2 separate regions of the Homo sapiens genome follow, and region 1 is linked to region 2. Evidence: chromatin loops called from intact Hi-C (ENCODE). Cell type or tissue: HCT116. All regions are shown on one strand. Each heading gives the region's core, and the rest is flanking DNA. Links, peaks and the distances in the headings are about the cores only.

What was found. A loop is a pair of places that touch in the nucleus more often than their neighbours do. Peaks named below come from ENCODE experiments on the same cell type or tissue, not always from the same donor. Only the 100,000 strongest peaks of a DNase experiment are listed, where the experiment ranks them.
Region 1: it touches region 2 in a loop (10-fold over the local background); 1 of 110 quality-filtered maps calls a loop at or near these places.

The regions. Positions count from the first base shown.
Region 1 is chrX:77,153,688-77,170,131 of GRCh38, forward strand. No RefSeq gene overlaps it. Among named protein-coding and RNA genes, the nearest start is that of MIR325HG, 150 kb to the left of the region's middle. In HCT116, for the core only: a CTCF peak has its summit at 6,804 (motif pointing right); a DNase peak (open chromatin) is centred at 6,853.
Region 2 is chrX:78,021,881-78,028,752 of GRCh38, forward strand. All of the region lies in intron 14 of ATP7A (ATPase copper transporting alpha), which reads left to right. Among named protein-coding and RNA genes, the nearest start is that of PGAM4, 56 kb to the left of the region's middle. In HCT116, for the core only: a CTCF peak has its summit at 3,057 (motif pointing left); a DNase peak (open chromatin) is centred at 2,621; H3K27ac peaks cover 431 bases.

The DNA of each region.
Region 1 (16,444 bases), core at 5,354-7,853, 860 kb before region 2:
CAGAAAAGAATAGAACACATGTAAGTGTATTCTTCCAAATTTGATGTTGATATTAAGAAAAACATAGAACATGTTTTTCGGTACAGGCTGCACAAAAAGCATTTCTTGGTGAAAGCTTCCTAAAACTCTCAGCAAGCCCCAAACAGAGCTGCGGTGTGGGGAGTTCTGGATCAAAGCCTGCCTGCTGAATGTAGAAAGTAGTGAGTTTCTACTAATGAGGCCCATTCAGCGTCTAGTCAAATCTTTCTCTATTCTGTGCCTGGCGAACACGTCAAGTTGTTATCAAACCACAGAGGGAGATGCAGATAAATGCTCTCTGATCCTGTCCTTGGTAAAAACTGTAATTTACAGGCTATCTTAGGGGATAACTGTAATTGGAACTTTTATGTTATGTTTTACTTTCAGTTGTGATTACCCACAACTACATTTGCTTAGATACATCTAAAGGGCACCTGTACTTGGGTCTGGTTATGACCTTGTACGTGGTGTGAGTGGGTGTGAGTGTATGTGAGTGTGTGTTCATACATACACACGTACCCTTTTGTGAAATTTGCACATATATAAATATGAAGTGGTTAATTACTTTATTTGCTTTGTTTCTGTTAAGCCTTAAAAAAGCTGGTAATACCAAAGACATCAGAAATACCATTTCCTTGTTGACCCAGCAATCCCATTACTGGGTATATACCTAAAGGATTATAAATCATTCTACTATAAAGACACATGCACACATATGTTTATCGCAGCACTATTTACAATAGCAAAGACTTGCAACCAAACCAAATGCCCATAAATGATAGACTGGATAAAGAAAGTGTGGCACATATATACCATGGAATACTATGCAGACATAAAAAAGAATAAGTTCATGTCTTTTGCAGGGACATGGATGAAGCTGGAAGCCATCAGTCTCAGCAAACTAACACAGGAACCAAAAAACAAACACCACATGTTCTCACTCATAAGTGGGAGTTGAACAATGAGAACACATGGACACAGGGAGGGGAACATCACATATTGGGGCCTTTTGGGGGTGGGGGACAAGGGGAGGGAGAGCATCAGGACAAATACCTAATGCATGTGGGGCTTAAAACCTAGATGACGGCTTGATAGGTGGAGCAAACCACCATGGCACATGTATATCTATGTAACAAACCTGCATGTTCTGCACACGTAATACAGAACTTAAAGTGAAATAAAAAATATATATGTTGGTTTGAAAAAAGCACAATAAAAGAATTGCATAATGCAATCACAAGTATTAATAGCAGAATAGACCAACCTGAGGAAAGAATCTCAGAGCTGGAAGACTGTCTTTCTGAAATGAGATAAGCACACAAGAATAGAGAAAAACATATGGAATCGTGTAAAGAGACCAAATCTGTGACTGACTGGTATACCTGAAGTAGATGGGGAGAATGGAACCAATTTGGAAAGCATATTTCAGCATATTTTCCATGACAGCTTCTCTAACCTAGCTAAGCAAGCCAACATTCAGATTCAGGTAATGCAGAGAACCCCGGTAAAATACTCCATGAGAAGGTAACCCCGAAACATATAATTATCAGATTCTCCTAAGTCAAAATGAAAGAAAAAATATTGAAGGCAGCTAGAGAGGAAGGCCGGATCACCTACAATAGGAAGCCCATCACACTAACAGCAGACTTCTCAGCTGAAAACTTACAAGCCAAAAGTGACTGGGGCCTACACACAACAGTTGCAAAAAAAAAAAAAAAGAAAGAAAAGAAAAAGAAAAGAAGGGAGGAAGGAAAGAAAGAAAGAAAGAAAGAGAGAGAAAGAAAGAGAAAAAAGAAATTCCAACACAAAATTCCATATCTGGCCAAACTAAGTTTCATAAGAGAATAAGAAATAAGATCCTTTACAGACAAGCAAATGCTGAAGAAATTTGTTAAAACCGGGCCTGACTCACAAGAGCTCCTGAAGGAAGCACTAAATATGGAAAGGTAATACCACTACTAGCCACTAACAAACACACTGAAGTACACAGAACAGTGACACTATAAAGCCACCACATAAACAAGTTCATAAAATAACCAGCTAGCATTATGATGACAGGATCAAATCCACACATATAAATACTAATCTGAAATATAAATGAGCTAAATGCCCCCAAGTAAAAGATACAGAGTGGCAAGCTGAAAGTACCAAGACCCATTGGTATACTGTCTTCAAGAGACCATCTCATATGCAAAGACACACACAGGCTCAAAATAAAGGGATGAAGGAAATTTTACCAAGCAAATGGAAAGCAGAAAAAAGCAGGGGTTGCAATCCAAGTTTCTGACAAAACAGACTTTAAGCCAACAAATATTATTAGAGACAAAGAAGGGCATTAAATAATGGTAAAGGGCTCAATTCAACAAGAAAAGCTAACTATCCTAAATATATATGCTCCCAATACAGGAGCACCTAGATTCATAAAACAAGTTCTTAAAGACCTACAAAAAATCTTAGACTCCCACATAATAATCGTGTGAGATTTTAGCATCCAACTGACAATATTAGACAGATCATCAACATAGAAAATTAACAAAGATATTCGGGACCTAAAATCAATACTGGATCAAATGGACATGGAGGTATCTACAGAAATCTCCACCCAAAAATAACAAAATATACATTTTTTATTGCCACATGGCACTCACTCTAAAATCAGTCACATAATCAGAAATAAAACACTCCTAAACAAACGCAAAAGAACTGAAATCATAACAAACAGTATCTTGGACCACGGTACAATCAAATTAGAAATCTAGCAAGAAATCTACTCAAAATTATATAATTACGTAGACATTTAATAACCTGCTCCTGAGTGACTTGGGTAAATAATAAAATTAAGGCAGAAATCAAGAAGTTCTTTGAAACTATTAAGAACAAATATACAATGTACCACAATCTCTGGGACACAGCTAAGGCATTGTTAAGAGAGAAACTTATAGCAATACATGCCCACAACCAAAGGAAGAAAGATATCAAGTTAACAACCTTACAGCACAACTAATAAAACTAGAGAACCAAGAGAAAACAAATTCCAAAGCTAGCAGAAGACAATAAATAACCAAAATCAGAGCTGAACTGAAGGAGATAGAGTCATAAAAAGCCGTTCAAAAGATCAACGAATCCAGGAGCTGGTTTAGTGAAAAATAATGATAAAATAGACCACTAGCTAGACTAACAAAGAAGAAAACAGAGATGATTCAAACAAATACAATAAGAAATGATAAAAAAAAGAAAGAAATGATAAGGCAGATGTCACCACTGACCCCACAGAAATACAAACAACCATCAGATAACACTATAAACATCTATATGCACATAAATTAGAGAATCTAGAAGAAATCGATAAATTTCTGTCCACGTACTACTTCCGAAGACTGACCCAGGAAGAAATTGAATCCCTGAAAAGATCAATAATGAGTTATGAAATTGAGGCCATTCATCTGAAAAAGGTGTAATATCCAGAATCTACAAGGAATTTAAGCAAATTTACAAGAAAGAAACAAATAGCCCCATCAAAAAGTGGACAAAGGGCATGAACAGACATTTCTCAAAAGAAGACATACACGTGGCCAACAAACATGAAAAGAAGCTCAACATCATTGATCACTAGAGAAATGCAAATCAAAATCACAATGAGATAACATCACATAAGAGTTAAAGTGGTGATTATTAAAAAGTCAAAAAGCAACAGATTGTTGGCAAGGTTGCAGAGAAATAGGAAAGTTTTACACTGTTGATGGAAATGTAAATTAGTTCAACCATTGTGGAATACTGTTGGCAATTCCTCAGAGACTTAGAACTGGAAATGCCATTTGAACCAGCAATCCCATTACTGAATATACCCAAATGAATATTAATCATTCTATTATAAAGATACATCCATGTGTATGTTAATTGCAGCACTATTTACAATAGCAAAGGCATGGAATCAACCCAAATGCTCATCAATGATAGATTGGATAAAGAAGATGTGGTACATATACACCATGGAATACTATGCAACCACAAAAAAGAAGGAGATCATATCCTTTGCAGGGACATGAATGAAGCTGGAAGCCATTGTACCCAGCAAACTAATGCAGGAATGGAAAATAAAACACTGCATTTTCTCACTTATAACTGGGAGCTGAGCAATGAAGACACATGGACACAGGGAAGAAAACAACACACATTGGGGCCTGTCAGAGGAGGGCAGTGGGGAGAGCACATCAGGAAAATAACTAATGCATACCAGGCTTAATACCTAGGTGATGGGTTGATAGGTGCAGCAAACCACCATGGCACACTTTTACCTATGTAACAAATCTGCACATTCTGCACAAATACCCCAGAACTTTAAAATAAAATAAAAATAAATTGGAGAAAAGTTAATAGAAATTATCCAAACTAAAAGATAGAAAGTAAGAGCCACACACCTGCCCAAGATAGGGTACATGTTCAGAAAATACCTCAAAAGAACTTACCTCTCATCTCTGGCTAATCTTTACGCTCTGTGAAAGCAGGAAGTGAAGGCTAAGACAGAGTGTTAACTGGACCACCTTAATCTTAAAGGAGTGGCCCAAAACAAAGACAGTCTGCAAAGAATGGAACAGTTTTGTGTCTTTTTCAGTCCAACTGTTTAAGAAAAATCTGTCAAATTGCTAGCTGACCATCAACTAAAGAAACAGAAATTTCAGAGACCATACACAGCCAATAATAAGGTCTTTTAAAATTACATAAAAATTAGATTTAAAAGCAGTCAATAGACAAACAGTTACAACTCACAGCAAGCAACAACAACTCCTGCTATGGGAGGTGGAGAATCTATTTTCCGAGCTACCACATTATCATTGCCAAAAGGCTCATTTTAACAAAAAAATATGAAGCATGCAAAGGAACAAAAACTATGTCTCATTTTCTTAAGAAAGTAACAGAAATTGTTTCTAAGGAAACACAGATCATGGTACTTACTGCTCAAAAAATATTGTTAACTGTCTTAAATATGCTCAAAGAGCTAAATGAAACCATGGACAAAGAACTAAAGGAAGTCATAAGGAAAACATTCTAAGAAATAGAGAATATCAATAAAGAAAAAATGTATTTTTCAAAAAAAATTCTACAGCCGAAAACTAAAATAATTCAAAAACAAAATTCACTAGAGGTTTTCAACAGCAGATTTGAGCAAGCAGAAAATAATTAGTGAACTGGAAGACAGGAAATTGAAATTATCCAGTCTGAGAAACAGAAAAAAAGAAGAAAAATGAACAGAGTCCAAGAGGCCTGTGGGAAACCATCAAGTGTACCAATATAGAATGTGACAATAGGAGTTCCAGAAATAGAGGAAAGAGAAAAAAGCAATGTAAGAATGTATAAAAAATGGTTTAAAAGTCCCAAATTTGATTAAAAAAACATGATCTAAACATACAGGAAGCTCAATGAACTACAAGTTATTTAAACGAACAGTTATACTCCAATACATAATCAAACTGACCAAAAAAAAATCTTGAAAGCAGCAAAAGATAAGCTACTTGACACATTCAAGAAATAGTCATCAACATTGGCAGCTATTTTCTCACCAGAAACTATGAATGCCCTAAAAAGTAGGGTGACATATTTAAAGTATTGAAAGAAAAAACTTTCAACCAAGTATTTAATATCCAGCAAAACTATCATTTAAAAAGAAGGAGAATTAGGATTCAGGCAAGATAGCTGAATACACACAGCCAGATGGAACACCTGCCACTAAGGGATCAGGACAACTGGCACACTCTTAACAGATCATCAGAGGGAAGGCACTGAGAGCAAATGGATGGAAGACACAGAAGCTGGGCTGAAGATGGAGAAAGCTGGGAACCTTCCACCGGGCTACTACCCTGTGGCCACAATACAGGGGATCATTCCTGGCCACCAATGACTTCAGGGGAACGGGTGAGTCAAACTGGCAGAGAGCAACCTGCTTTTGCCATGGACCTCTGGAATCCTGTCAGGAGGAGACCTCTCAACCACCAGACTCTTATGTTGGCAGGAAGAGCTGTTTAGAGAAGTGGTAGGGGCAGCCAGTGTCAAGCCCAGAGGGTTTGGTGTGGGAGTGTCTGTGGCAGAACATGGCTAAGGACTCCCATCCTCCTGGGCTCAACTTGCTTCCATAGAAAACTTTAGCCCTAAGGGAACTTCTACACCTGAAATCTGCAGGGTGGTCTTGCCCTTCAAATGGGGTCAGTCTGACCTGAGCACCTCTTGGTCTGCTGGCCTCTATCAGGACCCCATCCTGGCCACACCTACTTGCAGTGCAGCCTTAAGTTCCCTGAGGACCCACATCATACCTCTTGCACTAAAAGACCATGCCTAACTGACAGAAAGCTCCAGTAGGTTTGTCTCCATGCCACTGACCAGCCCATCTGCTCTCTCCCATCACTGCAGCTTTCCCTAGGCCCATGGCAATCCCCCCACATCACTTTGCCAGTGTGTATATGCATGGAGAAATTTTGCCATACTTATCCCACCAGCACTTGTGTGCATGTGCACCATGCCCTATAACTTCTGCCAGCAGAAATGCACTCTGATCCCCCACCCACCCACTGTACCTCCACTGCCTTTGGAGCCCTGGTAGGCACAGAGCCTCTCAGCCCTGCCCTAACCAGCCTTTTGCCCCAGTGACAACATGGGTGCTAGAGTGAAACTAGGCATGAACAGCAGACCTTCCCCTACTATGAGCAGCCACAGAGTGCACACATAAACCTGTGCCCACCAGTGCCTTGTCCCCATGCTAACACCACCACCAGAGCAATGGCATGCACAGTGGCCAGCAGGGGGCGCCTCTCCGCCTGAGCCATGCTGCCTCCACCTCTGCTATGAATGAATGCACAAAGACAGGCACCCCAGCACCCACTAGCATTCTTCCTCAGCCAATGAGTGTGCACTCTGCCATGCTGGCTGCTGCACCTGGCATATGCAAGGATGGATCCTGCTGCCACCACCCTATAAAATGTTTTAACTGGCACCACTGATCAAAGTGTGGTAACCAGCAGTCCAAGAGCACATTGCCTTCACAGAGCAGTGAGTTGCTCACATAGAGGAGCCAAAGAACAAAGCCAAGGTGCAATACAAGTCCCCCAGAGATAGAGTAGGCAGTCCAGAAATTGGGAGCTGAAACTTGGACCCTAAAATTTTCCAGAAATGAAGCCAGTCAACTGAACCCACCTTATACTATAATAAAATGCTCAAGATTATCAGATAGGATAAAAGGAAAAATCCAAAAAACAGCAATTTCAAAGACTGAAGTAACACCAGCACAGAAAGATGAGAAAGAACCAGAACTAGAAATCTGACAGCTCAAAAAGCCAGAGTGCCTTCTTTACTCCAAACAATCACACTAGCTTTAAAACTGGGGTTCTGAGCTGGGCTGAGATGGCTAAAATGACAGAAATAGAATTCAGAATATAAATAGGAATTAAGATAATTGAGATTCAGGGTACGTTCAAAGCCAATACAAGGAAGAAAATCAATAAAATAATACAGAAGCTGAGAGACAAAATAGCCAGTATAGTAAAAAACATAATCAACCTGACAGAGCTGTAAAGCACACTGCAATAGTTTTATAATTTAATCATAAATATTAAGAACAGAATAAACAAAGCTTAGGAAAGAATCTCAGAGCTTGAAGACTGGCTTTCTGAAATAAGACAGTCAGACAATAATAGAGAAAAAAGGATGAAAAGAAAAAAACAAAATCTCTGAATAATATGGAACTGTGTAAGGAGATCAAAACTATGACCCATTGCTGTCTCTGAAATAGATGGGGAGAATGGAAGAAACTCAGGAAACATATTCTGGGATATCATTCATGACAACTTCCTCAACCTAGCTAGACAGGCCAATAGGCAAATTCAGAAAATGCAGAGAAACTCAGTAAGATACTTCCCAAGAAGATCATCCCCAAGACACATAATCATCAGATTCTCCAATGTCAAAATGTAAGAAAACAATGTTAAAGGCAGCTAGAGAGAAAGGCCAAGTAACCTACAAAGAGAAGTCCATCAAGCTAACAGCACACATCTCAGCAGCAACCCTATAAAGAAGAGATTTGGGGCCAATATTCAACATCATTAAAGAAATTCCAAGCCAAAATAAGCTTTATAAGCAAAGAAGAAATAAGATACTTCTCAAACAAGCAAATGCTGAAGGAATTCATTACCATCAGACCTGCCTTACAAGAGCTCCTGAAGAAAGCACTAAATATAAAAAAGACCATTACCAGCCACAACAAAAACACACTGAAGTATACAAATCAGTGACACTATAAAGCAACCACATAAACCAGTCTGTAAAATAACCAGCTAATGTTATAATGACAGAATCAAATCCATACATATCAATACTAACCTTGAATTTGAATAGGCTAAATGCCCCAATTAAAGACACAGAGTGACAAGCTGGATAACAAACAAAGACCCATTAGTATGCTGTCTTCAAGAGACCAATTTCACATGAAATGCCACTCATAGACTCAAAATAAAAAGATGAAGAGAAATTTACCAAGCAAAAGGAAAACAGAAAAAAGCAGAGGTTACAAACCTAATTTCAGACAAAACAGACTTTAAACCTAAAAAGATTTTTAAAAGACAAAAAGGGCATTACATAATGGTAAAGGGTTCAATTCAATGAGAAAAGCTAACTATCCTAAGTATATATGCACCCAAGACAGGAGCACCCAGATTTATGAATTTATAAAGATCTTAAAAGCAAGTTCTTACAGACCTTGAAAAAGATGTGAACTCCCACACTGGAAATTTCAACACCCTACTGACAGTTTTATATCATAGAGGCACAAAGTTAACAAAGATATTCAGGACCTAAACTCAGCACTAGATCAAATGGACCCAATAGACGTCTGCAGAACTCTCCTCTCAAAAACAACAAATATACATTCTTCTTATTGCTACATGGCACATACTCTAAAATTAATCACATAATTGATCATAAAAAAACTTCTCACAAATGTAAAAAAAAAAAACTCACACACCTACAGTGAACTCATTTTGGACAAAGGTACCAAGAACATACACTGGAGAAAAGACAGTCTTTTCAATAAATGGTGCTGGAAAAACTGGATATTCATATGCAGAAGAATGAAACCAGACCCTATCTCTCAAATCAAAATGGAATAAAGTCTTAAATCTAAGATCTCAAACTATTAAACTACTACAAGAAAACATTGGGAAAACTCTCCTGGACATTGGTCTGGACAAAGACTTATTGAGTAATACCCCACATGCACAGGCAACCAAAGCAAACATGGACAAATGAGACCACATCAAGATAGAAAGCTTTTGCTCAGCAAAGCAAACAATCAACAAAGTGAAGGCACAACCCACAGAATGGAAGAAAATATTTGCAAACTACCAATCTGACAAGGAATTATTAATGGGAATATATGAGAAGCTTGAACAACTCTATAGAAAAAAATTCTAATAATACGATTTAAATATGGGTGAAAGATATGAATAGACATTTCTCAAAAGAAGACCTACAAATGGAAAACAGGGATATGAATTGGTACTCAATACCTTTGTTCATCAGAGAAATGCAAATCAAAACTATAATGAGATATAATCCCACCCCAATTAAAATGGCTCATATCCAAAAGACAGGCAATAACAAATGTTGGTGAGGATATGGAGAAAAGGGAACACACATACACTCTTGGTGGGAGTGTGTATTAGTAAAACTACTAGGAAGAACAACTTGGACAGCTCTATTTTATAACACTAGAGCTATCATATGTTCCAACAATCTCATTGCTGGGTATAGACCCAAAAGAAAAAAAAATTAGTATATTGAAGATATATCTGCACTCTCATGTTTGTTGCAGCTGTCTTCACAATTGCCAAGATTTGGAAGCAACCTAAGTGTTCATCTACATATGAATGAATAAAGAAAATGTACTTACACGCTACTATTCAGCCATAAAAAAGAATGAGATTTAGTCATTTGCAACATTATGAATGAAACTGGAGCTCATTATGTTAAATGAAATAAGCCAGGCACAAAAGGACAAAGCACATGTTTACACTTACTTGTGGGATTTAAAAATTAAAACAATTGATCTCATGGAGATAGAGAGTAGAAAGGTGGTTACCAGAGGCTAGGAAAGGTAGTGGTTGGGCGGGAGAGATGTGGGGATTGTTAATGTGTACAAAAAGGTAACTAGAGTAAATGAATAAGACCTATTATTTGATAGCACAACCACTTAACTATAGTCAATAATTTAGTTGTACATTTTAAAATAACTGAAAGAGTATAATTAGATTGTTTGTAATGCAAAAGATAAATGCTTGAGGGGATGGGTATCTCACTTCTTATGATGTGATTATTTTACACTGCATGCCTCTGTCAAAATATCTTATGAACCCCATAAATACATACACTTACTATGTACTCATAAAACTTAAAAATAAAGAAGTATTTAAATAAAGAAATGGACAAAGGGCCTGAATGGATATTTATCACTAATGATCAGGAAAATGCAAATCAAAACCACACACAGATATCACCTCACTCCTGTTAGGGTGTTACTACAACAAGTCAAATAACATATGTTGACAAGAATTTGTAGAAAAGGGAACACTTGTACATCATAGGTGGGAATGTAAATTGGTACAACCATTATGTAAACAGTATGGAGCTTTCCCCAAAAAATAAATATAGGCCATATGACCTGGGAAACCCACTTCTGGATATATACGCAAAGAAAATAAAATGACTGTCCTGAAAAGACATTTACCTTCCCATGTTCACTGCAGTTTCATTTACAATAGCCAGGTATGGAAACAACTTATGTGTTCGTCAACAGATGAATGAATAGAGAAAATGTGTATATACACAATAAAATACTATTCAGCCTTTTAAAAAGGAGGAAATCTTGCCATTTTCAACTACATGGATGAACCTGAAAGACATTATGCTCAGTAAAATAAGCCAGACACAGAAAGACAAGTACTGTATGATTTTACTTATATGGGGAATCTAAAAAAGTTGGACTTATAGAAGCTGAGAGTGGAATGATGGTTGTCAGGTTTGGAGGGGTGGAGAAAAATAGGTTAGTCAAAGGATGCAGACTTTCAGTTAAAAAGTGAAAAGTTATGGAGCTATAATGTACATCATGGTGAATATTGTTAATAGTAATGTATACTTGAAATTTGCTAGGAAAATAGATCTTCAGCATTCTCATCGAAGAAGGGGCAAATATGTGAGGTGGTTAATAGGTTAATTAGCTTAATTGGAGGAATTGTTTCACAACGTATTTTTCATTATTTTTAAATTTTTAATTTTTGTGTGTACATAGTATGTGTATATATTTATGGGGTACATGAGATGTTCTGATACAGACATGCAATGCATATCATGGATAATGGGATATTTATCTCCTCAAACATTTATCCTTTGTGTTACAATCTGATTGTACTTTTTTAAGTTATTTTATATGTACAATTAAATTATTATTTACTATATTCACCCTGTGGTGTTATCAAATATTAGGTCTTATTCATTCTTTTCTACTTTGTACATATTAACTATCCCCACCTTTCCCCATCAACCCCACCCCACTAACCTTCCCAGCCTCTTATGACCATCCTTCTACTCTTTATGTCCATTAGATCAATTGTTTTGATTTTTACATCCCACAAATAAGGGAGAATATGCAAAGTTTGTCTTTCTGTCTCTGGCTTATTTCTCTAAACATAATGATGTCCAGTACCATCCATGTAGTTGCAAATGACAAGATCTCATTCTTTTTTATGGCTGAATAGTACTCCATTGTGTGTATATGTATCACATTTTCTTTATCCACCCATTAGTCAATGGGCACTTAAGTTGGTTCTTTTTAAATTTTTAAAAATATATATATTTTATTTACATAGCTTTTGGGGTACAAGTGGTTTTTTGTTTCATGGATGAATTATATAGTGGCTAATTGTGAGATTTTGGTGCACCCATCACCCAGGTAGTGTACATTGTACTTAATGTTTTTTTATCCCTACACCCCTCCTAACCTCTCCCTTCTGAGTCTCTTAAGTCCATTACATCACTCTGTATGCCTTTGTGTACTAGTAGCTTAGCTCTGACTTATAAGTGAGAATATATGGTTTTTGGTTAAGTCCTGTGTTATTTCACTTAAAATAATGGCTTTCTGCTCCAATCAAGTTACTGCAAAGACATTATTTTATTCCTTTTTATGGCTGAGTAGTATTCCATGGTGTATTTATACTATATTTTCTTCATCCACTCATTAGTTGATGGGCACTTAAGTTGGTTCCACATCTTTGCAATTGTGAATTGTGTTGCAATGCATGTCGTTTTCAGATAATGACTCTTCTTCCTTTGTGTGAATACACAGTAGTGGGACTGCTGGGTCGAATGATAGATCTACTTTTCGCTCTGTAAGGAATCTTCAATACTGTTTTTCACAGAAGTTGTACTAATTTATATTCAGCCAGCAGGATATAAGTGTTCTCTTTTCCTCACATCCACATCAATATTTATTGTTGTTTGACTTTTTAATAATGGTTATTCTTGCAGGAGTAAAGGTGTGTCTCACTGTGGTTTTAATTGGCATTTTTCTGATGATTAGAAATGTTGAGCATTTTTCCATATGACTGTTGGCCATTTGTATATCTTCTTTTTAGAAATGTCTATTCATGTCATTTGCCCACTTTTTGATGGGATTATTTGGGTTTTATTCTTGTGAATTTCTTTGGGTTCCTTGTAGAGTCTAGATATTAGTCCTTTGCTGGATGCATAGATTGCAAATATTTTCTCCCATTCTGTGGGTTGTCTGTTTACTCTGGTATTATTATTATTTAACTGTGCAGAAACCTTTTTAGTTTAATTAGGTCCCATTTATTTATTTTTGTTTTGTTGCACTTGCTTTAAGGATCTTAGTCCTGAATTATTTGTGTAAGCTTATGTCTAGAAGAGTTTTTCCAATGTTGTGTTGTAGAATTGTTATGGTTTCATGTATTATATTTAAGTCTTTGAACCATCTTGCATTGATTTTTGTATAAGGTGAGAGATAAAATCCAGTTTCATTCTTCTACATGTGGCTTTCCAGTTTTCCCAGCACCATTTATTAAATAGGGTATCCATTCTCCAATTATATTTTTTATGCCTTGCCAATGATCAGTTGGTTGCACATATTTGGTTTACTTCTGGATTCTCTATTCTGGTCCATTTGGTCTATGTATCTACTTTTATAACAGTACCATGCTGTTTTTGTGACTATAGCCTTGTTGTATAATTTTAAGTGTGGCAATGCAATGTTCCCTGAATTGTTCTTTTTGCTTAGGATTACTTTGGCTATTTGGGCCCTTTTTATTCCATATAAATTTCAGAATTGCTTTTTCTAATTCAGTAAAAAATGATATTCATATTTTGATGGGAATTGCATTAAATCTGTAAATTACTTTCAGCCATCTGGTCATTTTCACAATATTGATTCTTCCAATCCATGAATATGTAATATGCTTCCATTTGTTTGTGTTATCTATAATTTCTTTCAGCAGTGTTTTGTAGTTCTTTTTGTAGATATCTGTCACCTCCTTGGTTAAGTATATTCCTAGGGTTTTCTTGCAGCCGTTGTAAAAGGGATTGAGTTCTTGATTTAATTCTCAGCATGACTGTTGTTAGTGTATAGCAGTGCTACTCATTTGTGTACATTGATTTTGTAACCTGATACTTCGAATTTTTTAAATCAAATCTAAGAGTCTTTTGGAGGAGTCTTTAGGATTTTCTAGGTATATAATCATATCATTTGCAATCAGTGATAGTTTGACTTCCTCTTTTTCAATTTTGACGCCCTTCATTTTTTTCCCTTGCCTAATTGCTCTGGCTAGGACTTCCAGAATTATGTTGTATAGGAGTGGTAAAAGTGGGAAAACTTGCCTTGTTCCTGTTCTCAGGGGGAATACTTTCAACTTTTCCCCATTCAGTACGATGTTGACTCTGTGTTTGTCTTACATAACATTATTTTGAGGTAGGTTCTTTTGATGCCTAGTTTGTTGAGTGTTTTTATCATAAAGGAAAGCTGAATTTTATGGAATGCTTTTTCTCCATCTCTTGAGATAATGATATGGTTTTTGTGTTTAATTCTGTTCATGCAATGTATCACATTTATTGATTTATGTATGTTAAACCATCCCTGAATCTCTGGGATAAAACTCACTTTATCATGATGTGTTCTTTTTGATGTGTTGTTGGATCAGTTAGTATTTTGTTGAGGATTTTTTTAGTCCCTCAGCAGTGGGTAGCAGCACCAGATCTAATAAGAGTGGAAGGTAAATGACATAGACTCTGTGGTATTCCTGGGTTATGAGAGTCTTAGCATGTTGGCTTTCTCAAATGGCAGCTATTGCAGTAATGAACTGGTTATGTGGACAGACTCAGGACCTCCTGGTTAGCCAGAGTGGTGCAGGCAGTGGTAATAGCTGAGGTCACACAGCTATTTTCTCTTTCCTGGGCACAGTGTTATTCTATCAAGAGATGTCGTAATAAATTGTGTTGGTTGGCCTCCAGCCAGGAAATGGTGCTTGCAAAAGAGCAACAGGCACAATAGTAGCAGTGGGATTTTTCTTCCCTTATGTTGCCCAGGGTGGGTACTCTGGTTTTTCAGACAATGGGGAGAGCCTTATAGCTCCCCAAAGTTTCTGTCTTTTGTGTTAAGCTACCAGGGCTGGTGGTGGGGCAAAGTAAGGTGGGGACTGGGTCAGGTGGGTTTGTGGTTTCACTCTCCATGTGCAGTGCAAGCAGCAGCCCCTGTGGGTGTTTGGGGGTAGGGGGGTTCTAAAGCTTCTGGGTTGATGATCCAGAGCAGAATGATGCTGCCTCTGCTGCACAGAAAAGTTCACACAGGGAATGGGGAGTATCAGGTGGCAGTAAGACCCACATAGATCCCACACACTTGGTGAGGCAGATCCATTCCCACAGTATTCCACTGGCAACAGAAAACTAAGTTCCAGGCAGCCTGCACTCAGAAATTGCAACTGCCATAGGTTATAAACTTTCCCTGCAGAGACACCAATTATGGGTTTCCAGCCATACCCTTTCTCTTCACCCACAAAACCAGGTGCCTGGTTCCTGCACTCGTGGATGCAGCTTGCTTTTCACTGGCCCCCCCAGCCCTGGCAAACGGAATTCATCCCCACGTGAGGTTACATTATGAAACCCAGTTGGGGACTTCTTTCAACCTACAACCACTGTCTGAACTATTTGGCTGACTTTCACATGGTCCCCTGTGAGGAATAATAAAGAATGGTTTCCTTTGGTGTGCACCGGTGATTGGAAGTGCATACAAGGGTCTTCCCACCACTGCTCCTACTTTTATATTCCATGACTCTTCCCAAGTTGGTTCCTGCACTGGGTAGGGTTAAGGCCTTCCCCCATAGCCTGAACTTTCAAGCTCCCTAGTGAGGTTGTAGATCCCAGAGTCAGTCTTTCCCTCTCACAGTTTGGGGACTCATAGCCTTTCACCTGACGCACAGTGTAGTCTGCAGCCTGCCAGCTCCTTCAAAAGGTCTGTGGATTCCTTCAGTTTTACTGTTTAGTTCCCATGTCACTTCTTGGAAATAAAGAACATTTACAGTGTGAATCTCTACACACTATTTTGTTCTTCTAAGTGAGACAAGTAAGCTAGCAATGCCTCTAATCTGCCATCTTCAAAAAAACTTTTATACCTTAAATGGATGCATTTTTTATCACTCATACTGCCATAAAAAAGTGGGCAACTGTTCATGACTTTAGATTTAGAGATGAATTCTTAGCTATGACAGCAAAAGCACAAAAAAAGCAAAAGAAAAATAGATCAATTGGATCTTTACAAAATTAAAAAATATATACACATAAAAGAACACTATTACAAAGTGAAAAGACAATCCACAGAATGAGAAAAATTATTTGCAAACCATATTTCTGATAAAGGTGTAGTACCCAAAATATTTAAACAATGTTTACAATTCAATAACAAGAAGACAAAGAAACCCAATGATACAAATAAGCAAATGACTTAAACATATATTTCTCTAAAGAAGATATACAAAGAACCAATAAACACATGAAATGATGCTCAACATTATTAGCCATCAGGAAAATGCAAATCAAAACCACATTGTGATACTACTTCACATCCACCAAATATGAAGTGTTGGTGAGAATGTAGAATAATTAGAACCCTCATACATTGCTACTCAAAATCTAAAATATCATAGTTGCTATGGAAAGCATTGTGGCATTTCCTCAAACTGTTAAACACAGAACTACCATGTGACTCAGCAATTCTGCTTGTAGATATATTTCCAAAAGAATTGATAATAGGTATTCAATCAAGAACTTGTACAGAAATTGTACTGTAGTGTTGTGTTTTATAGCAGCACTATTCACAATAGTCCAAAGT
Region 2 (6,872 bases), core at 1,907-4,406:
AGATGAAGCCTGCCCTACTCCCCTACCCCCGACTGATTCTTTCTAAATAATGTCCACCTACGCACTGGGAGGATGGGGTGGGGCCCCTGGAAGTTCACCCCGTTTGTATAGGGAAGGAGTCTGGACTGACCTGTTCCTGGGTGGTACCTGGGGTTCAGTCGGTGAGGTGGAGAGCCTGTTAACAGGACTCAATCTCATTTTGTTGAGTTGTTTTTCCTTTTTCCTTTTTGGCCAATAAATTCCTTTCCCCTCGCCCTTCAAAGTGTCTGCAGACCTAATCTTTTCCTGGTCGTGTGACAAGAATCTGTTCTTTTTCTATAACAACATGTATACATATGTGAAGTTTATGGAAGCATAAGCCTAGAAATCTATGAAAGCCCCTTCCAGCTGTGTTTCTATATAGATCTATAATTCTTGGATGAATATTTAAGTATTTGAGAACTTAACCTAACACTGTAAAACTGTTACTGATAAGAGCTGCAGTGAGCCATGATGGCACTAATGTACTCCAGCCTGGGCAACAGAGCGAGACTCCTACTCAAAGTAAATAAAGTCTTACTTTGTTGTATTTATTTATTTTATTTTTTATTCAGGAGGTACATGTGCATGTTTGTTTGTTTGTTTGTTTATTTATTTATTTATTTATTTATTTATTGCGACAGAGTCTTGCTCTGTTGCCCAGGCTGGAGTGCAGTGGCACGATCTCGGCTCACTGCAACTTCCACCTCCCAGGTTCAAGTGATTCTCATGCCTCAGCCTCCTGAGTAGCGGGGATTACAGGCTTATGTCACCATGCCCGGCTAATTTTTGTATTTTTAGTAGAGATGGGGTTTCGCCATGTTGGTCAGGCTGGTCTCAAATTCCTGACCTCAGGTGATCCACCTGCCTCGGCCTCCCAAAGTGCTGGGATAACAGGCATGAGCCACTGTGCCCGGCCCGTGGATATATTGTTTATTACATGGGTATATTGGGTGATGCTGGGGTTTAGGCTTATAGTGACCCCATCTCCCAAACAGTGAACATAGTACTCAATAAGTAGTTTTTCATCCCTTGCCCCCCTCCCTTCTTCTCACCTTTTGGAGGCCCCACTGCTCATTGATTTCATCTTTATGTCCATGTGTAGCCATTGTTTAGCTCCTGCTTATAAGTGAGAACATGTAGTATTTGATTTTCTGTCCCTACGTTAACTCACTTAGGATAATGGCCTCCAGCTTCACCTATGCTACTCAAAGGACATGATTTCTTTTTTTATGGCTGCATAGTATTCCATGGTGTATATGTACTACATTTCCTTTATCCAGTCCACCATTGATGGGCACCTGGGTGACTCCATGTCTTTGCTATTGTGAAGAGTGCTGTGATAAACACACACATGCAGTTGTCTTTTGATAAAACAATTTAAAATAAATATAAGAAAATCCTTTGGGTAGATATCCAGTAGTGGGATTGCTGGGTTAAATGGTAGTTATATTTTAAGTTCTTGGAGAAATCTCCAGACTGTTTTCCGTAGAGGTTGAACTGATTTACATTCCCACCAACAGTATATAAGTGTTCCCTTTTCTCTGCATCGTTGCCAACATCTGTTATTTTTTGATTTTTTTAATTATAGCCATTCTGACTGGTGTGAAGGGGTATTTCATTGTGGTTTTAAGTTGCATTTCCCTGATGATTAGTGATGTTGAGTATTTTTTCATGTGTTTTTTTTTATCACTTGTATGTCTTCTTTTGAGAGGTGTCTATTTATGCCCTTTGCCCACTTTTAAATAGGGTTGTTTTATCCTTGTTGATTTAAGTTTCATATAGAGTCTAGATATTAGTCCTTTGTTGGATGCATACTTTGCAAATATTTTCTCCCATTCTGTAGGTTCTGTGTTTATTCTGTTGATTGTTTCTTTTGTTGTGCAGAAGCTCTTTCGTTTAATTAAATCTCCTTTATTAATTTTTGGTTTTGTTGCAATTGTTTTTGAGGTCTTAGTCATAAATTCTTTCCCTAGGATAATGTCTAGAAGAGTTTTTCCCAGGTTTTCTTGGGGTTTTTATAGTTTGAGGTTTTACATCTAAGTCTTCAATCTATCCTGAGTTAATTTTTTTATATGGTGAGAGATATGAGTCCAGTTTCATTCTTCTGCATATGGCTAGCTAGTTTTCCCAGCACCATATATTGAATAGGGTGTCCTTTCCCCATTGTTTGTTTTTGTCAACTTTGTTGAAGACCAGTTGGTTGTAGGTGTGGGCTTTATTTCTGGGTTCTCTATTTTGTTCAGTTGATCTACGTGTCTATTTTTGTATCAATACCACGCTGTTTTGATTACTATAGTCTTTTAGTATAATTTGAAGTCGGGTAATGTGATGCCTCTAGTTTTATTCTTTTTGCTTAGGATTGCTTCGGCTATTTAGGTTCTTTTTCCATATGAAATTTAGGATTGCTTTTTAAATTCTGTGACAGAGAACATTAGTAGTTTTATAGGAATTGTGTTGAATCTATAGATTGCTTTGGACAGTATGGTAGATAGGATTAGGGTTAGACATGGAGAGAAGATCATCTCCTGCCACACCCTTCCCCCACACCTACAGTGCTGCGGATGCAGCAGTGCTATTTCCCACCAGGGGCCAGCTAGCGCACACTTGGACAAAGCATATTTCATGCTTTTCATGGTGGCTCCACCCCTACTGCAAGTGAGTCACGTGCCGCTTGGGTTTTTTCCAAGGGCGAGGCTCAACTCCCTCTCCCGACAGAGTGGCACTGTCCCAGCAAGGAGGGACAGACAAATCACTGAGTTGCCTGCTTTGGTCTGGGGGAAAAGACTAACCCAAACCCATTTTAGTGGTAGCTATCAGAGGGGCATACTCATGGGAACCAAAGGACAAAGTCCTTATGAAATGAAGGTCAGGAGCCCTATAACAAGGGCACAAAAGAGAAGCTGATCATGTTCTTGCTGGCACAGGATCAGGAGTGCGAGTGCACCCTAATATAATCTCTTCCCACCACCCCTGCATCAGGGCAGGTGCTTCTACCTGGCACCAACCTACCTGCTGTCTCTTACTCTTGAGTGCCATCTACTGGTGTGTATCCTGAACTGCATCATAAAATTTAAAATCTGCTAACAGAAGGGCTTAGTTCTAGCCCTTAAGATAAGTCCACAGGGACCTCTGCACCCTAAACCCTATAGGAGATTGTTAGCTCTAATGGCTAATACCTCACTACAAAAAGCAGCATCTGAGAAAGCTATGGCATAGAAGCTATCCACAACCAAGTAATCTGTACAGCACCTTGGACCCCTGAAAGCACCAAAAACAAAGCTAAATGATCACACACAACATGCACCACAGTAAAGCACCCAAGGGAAAAAAAAGAAGGAAAGAAAACGTCCCTTGGAAATGATAGCAAATTCAAAAACAGGAAGCAAAAGTTCCCTTGGATGGGAAAGAATCAGTGCAAGAACTCTAGCAGTACAAAAAGTGTTTTCACACCGCCAAACGATTGTAATAGCTCTCTAGCAACGGATCCTAAGCAGACAGATAAGTAATTTAAAATATGGATTGCAAGGAAACCTCAATGAGATCCAAATGAAAGTTGGAATCCAATGTAAAGAAACCAGAAAAACGATTCAGGATATGCAAGACGAGGTAGCCATATTAAGAAAAAAAACAAATGGAACTGCTGGAACTGAAAAATTCAGTAAAGAAATTTCAAATCCAGAGAACTCCTGCAAGACACTATACAAGATGACCATCCTCAGGGCACACAGGCATTAGAATATCCAAAGTCAATGCAAAAGAAAAATATCTTAAAGGCAGCTACAGAAAAGGGCCAAATTACCTACAGAGCAAAACCCATCAGGCTAACAGCAGACTTCTCAGTGGAAATGTTACAAGCTGGAAGTGATTGAGAGCCTATTTTTAGTTTCCCTAAAGAAAAAAAAAACTGGCAACCAGGAATTTCATATCCTGCCAAATTAAGCTTCATACATGAAGTAGAAACAAAGTCTTCCTCAGACAAGCAAACAGTAAGGAAATTCATCACCACCAGACCAGAGCTATAAGAAATGTTCAGAGAAGTTCTGAACATGGAAACAAAAGAATGATACTTGCTACCACAAAAACATATATAAATACAAAGCTCACAGACCCTATAAAGCAATTACACAATTGAGACTACAAAGAAACTAGCAAACACTACCATAAGGAACAAAAACTCATATATCAATATTAAACTTGAATGTAAATGGCCTAAATACTCCACTTAAAAGACATAGAGTGGCAAATTGGAATAAAAAAACAAGATCCATCCTTTTGCTGTCATCAAGAGACCCATCTCAAAGGTAATAACTCATAGGTTGAAGGTGAAGGGATGGAGAAAGATCTATCATGCAAATGGAAAACAAAGAGCAGGGGTTGCTATTCTTGTATTACATAAAACAGAGTTTAAATCAACAATAGTTTTAAAAAAAGGCAAAGAAGGGCACTACAAAATGATAAAGATCTCAATTCAACAAGAAGATTTAACTATCTTAAATACATATGCACCCAACATTGGAGCATCCAGATTTATAAAACAAATACTGCTAGACCTACAAAAAGAGGTAGACTGCCATACAATAATAGTGGAGGACTTCAGTACCCCACTGACAGCACTAGAGAGATCATCAAGGACAAAAATTAGCAAAGAAACTCTGCACTTAAATTGGATTCTCAACCAAATGGCCCTAATAGATATCTACGGAATACTCCACTCAATAACCACAGAGTATATATTCTTCTCATATGAACATGGTACATTCCCTAACATTGATCATCGGCTTGATCATAAAGCAAGTCTCAATAAATTAAAAAACAACTAGATCAGATCAAGCGTCTTCCTAGACTCCAGTGGAATAAAATTAGAAATCAATACCAAGAGGAACTCTAAAAGCCACACAAGTACAGGGAGACTAAACAACCAACTCCTGAATAACTTTTGGGTAAACAATGAAGTTAATGCATTTCGGCCGGGCGCGGTGGCTCATGCCTGTAATCCCAGCACTTTGGGAGGCCGAGGCGGGTGGATCCCCTGAGGTTGGGAGTTCAAGACCAGCCTGGCCAACATGGTGAAACCCTATCTCTACTAAAAAATACAAAAATTAGCCAGGCATGGTGGCACGCACCTGTAATCCCAGCTACTTGCGAGACTGAGGGAAGAGAATTGCTCGAACCCAGGAGGTGTAGGTTTCACTGAGCCTAGATCACGCCATTGAACTGCCGCCTGGGCAACAAGAACAAAACTCCGTCTCAAAAAAAAAAAAAAAATCTCTGTTCCTGATGACATGATTCTATACCTAGAAAACCATAAAGATTTCTCCAAAAGACTCCCAGACCAGATAAACTACTTCAGTAAAGTTTCAGGGTATAAAATCAACATGCAAAAATTATTAGCATTTCTATACACCAGCAACGTCCAACTCGAGAACTAAATCAAGAACTCAATCCCATTTACAATAATCACACACAAAACATACCTAGGAATACATTTAACCAAGGAGGTGAAAGATCTCTACAGAGAGAAGCATAAAACACTGATGAAAGAAACTGAAGAAGACACAAACAAATGGAAAAACATTCCATGCCCATGGATTGGAAGCATTAATATTAAAACTACCATACTGTCCAAAGCAATCTATAGATTCAACACAATTCCTATAAAACTAATGTCCTCTGTCACAGAATTAAAAAAGCAATCCTAAAATTCATATGGAAAAAGAACCTAAATAGCCAAAGCCATCCTAAGCAAAAAGAATAAAACTAGAGGCATCACATTACCTGACTTCAAATTATACTGCAAGGCTATAGTAATCAAAAGCATGGTATTGATACAAAAATAGACATGTAGATCAATTGAACAAAATAGAGAACCCAGAAATAAAACCACACACCTACAACCAACTGATCTTCAACAAAGTTGACCAAAACAAGCAATGGGGAAAGGACACCCTATTCAATATATGATATTATTATATGGGATTACAGACATGAGCCACTGTGTCCAGCCCACTACTGTAATATTAAAAAGTTTCTTTAAGTGATTCATGTCTGTTTAGTACACACTGAACAAAAGGATTGTTGGGAAGTTTTTTTGGTATTTATTTATTTATTTATTTATTTATTTATTTATTTATTTATTTTTGAGACAGGGTCTCGCTCTGTTGCCCAGGCAGGAATGCAGTGGTGCAATCATGGCTCACTGCAGCCTCAAACTTCTGGGCTTAAGCGATTCTCTTACCTTAGCCTCCCGAGTAGCTGCAACTGCAGGCATGCACCACCATCCCTGGCTAATTTTTTTTTTTTTTTTGAGACCGAGTTTCGCTCTTGTCACCCAGGCTGGAGTGCAATGGCATGATCTCGGCTCACTGCAACCTCTGCCTTCCAGGTTCAAGCAATTCTTGTGCCTCAGCCTCCCAAGTAGCTGGGATTACAGGCATGTGCCACCATGCCCAGCTAATTTTTGCATTTTTAATAGAGACGGGGTTTCACCATGTTGGCCAGGCAGGTCTCGGACTCCTGACCTCAGGTGATCCACCTGCCTTGGCCTCCCAAAGTGCTGGGATTACAGGCGTGAGCCACTGTGCCCGGCCATACCTGGCTAATTTTTCACAAATTTTTTTTGTAGAGATGAGGTCTTACCATGTTGCCCAGGGTGGTCTCAAACTCCTGGCCTCAAATGATCCTCCTGCCTTAGCCTCCAAAAGTACTGGGATTACAGATGTGAGCCCGTGCACAGACCAGCAAGTAGCTTGGAATGTGTTTCCTTCAGGAATTTTTCTCATGAGTTCAGGATGTCTTAGATTTCTTCTAAAACTACCAATTATATTTTTCCCACATGAGCAAACACTGAACGT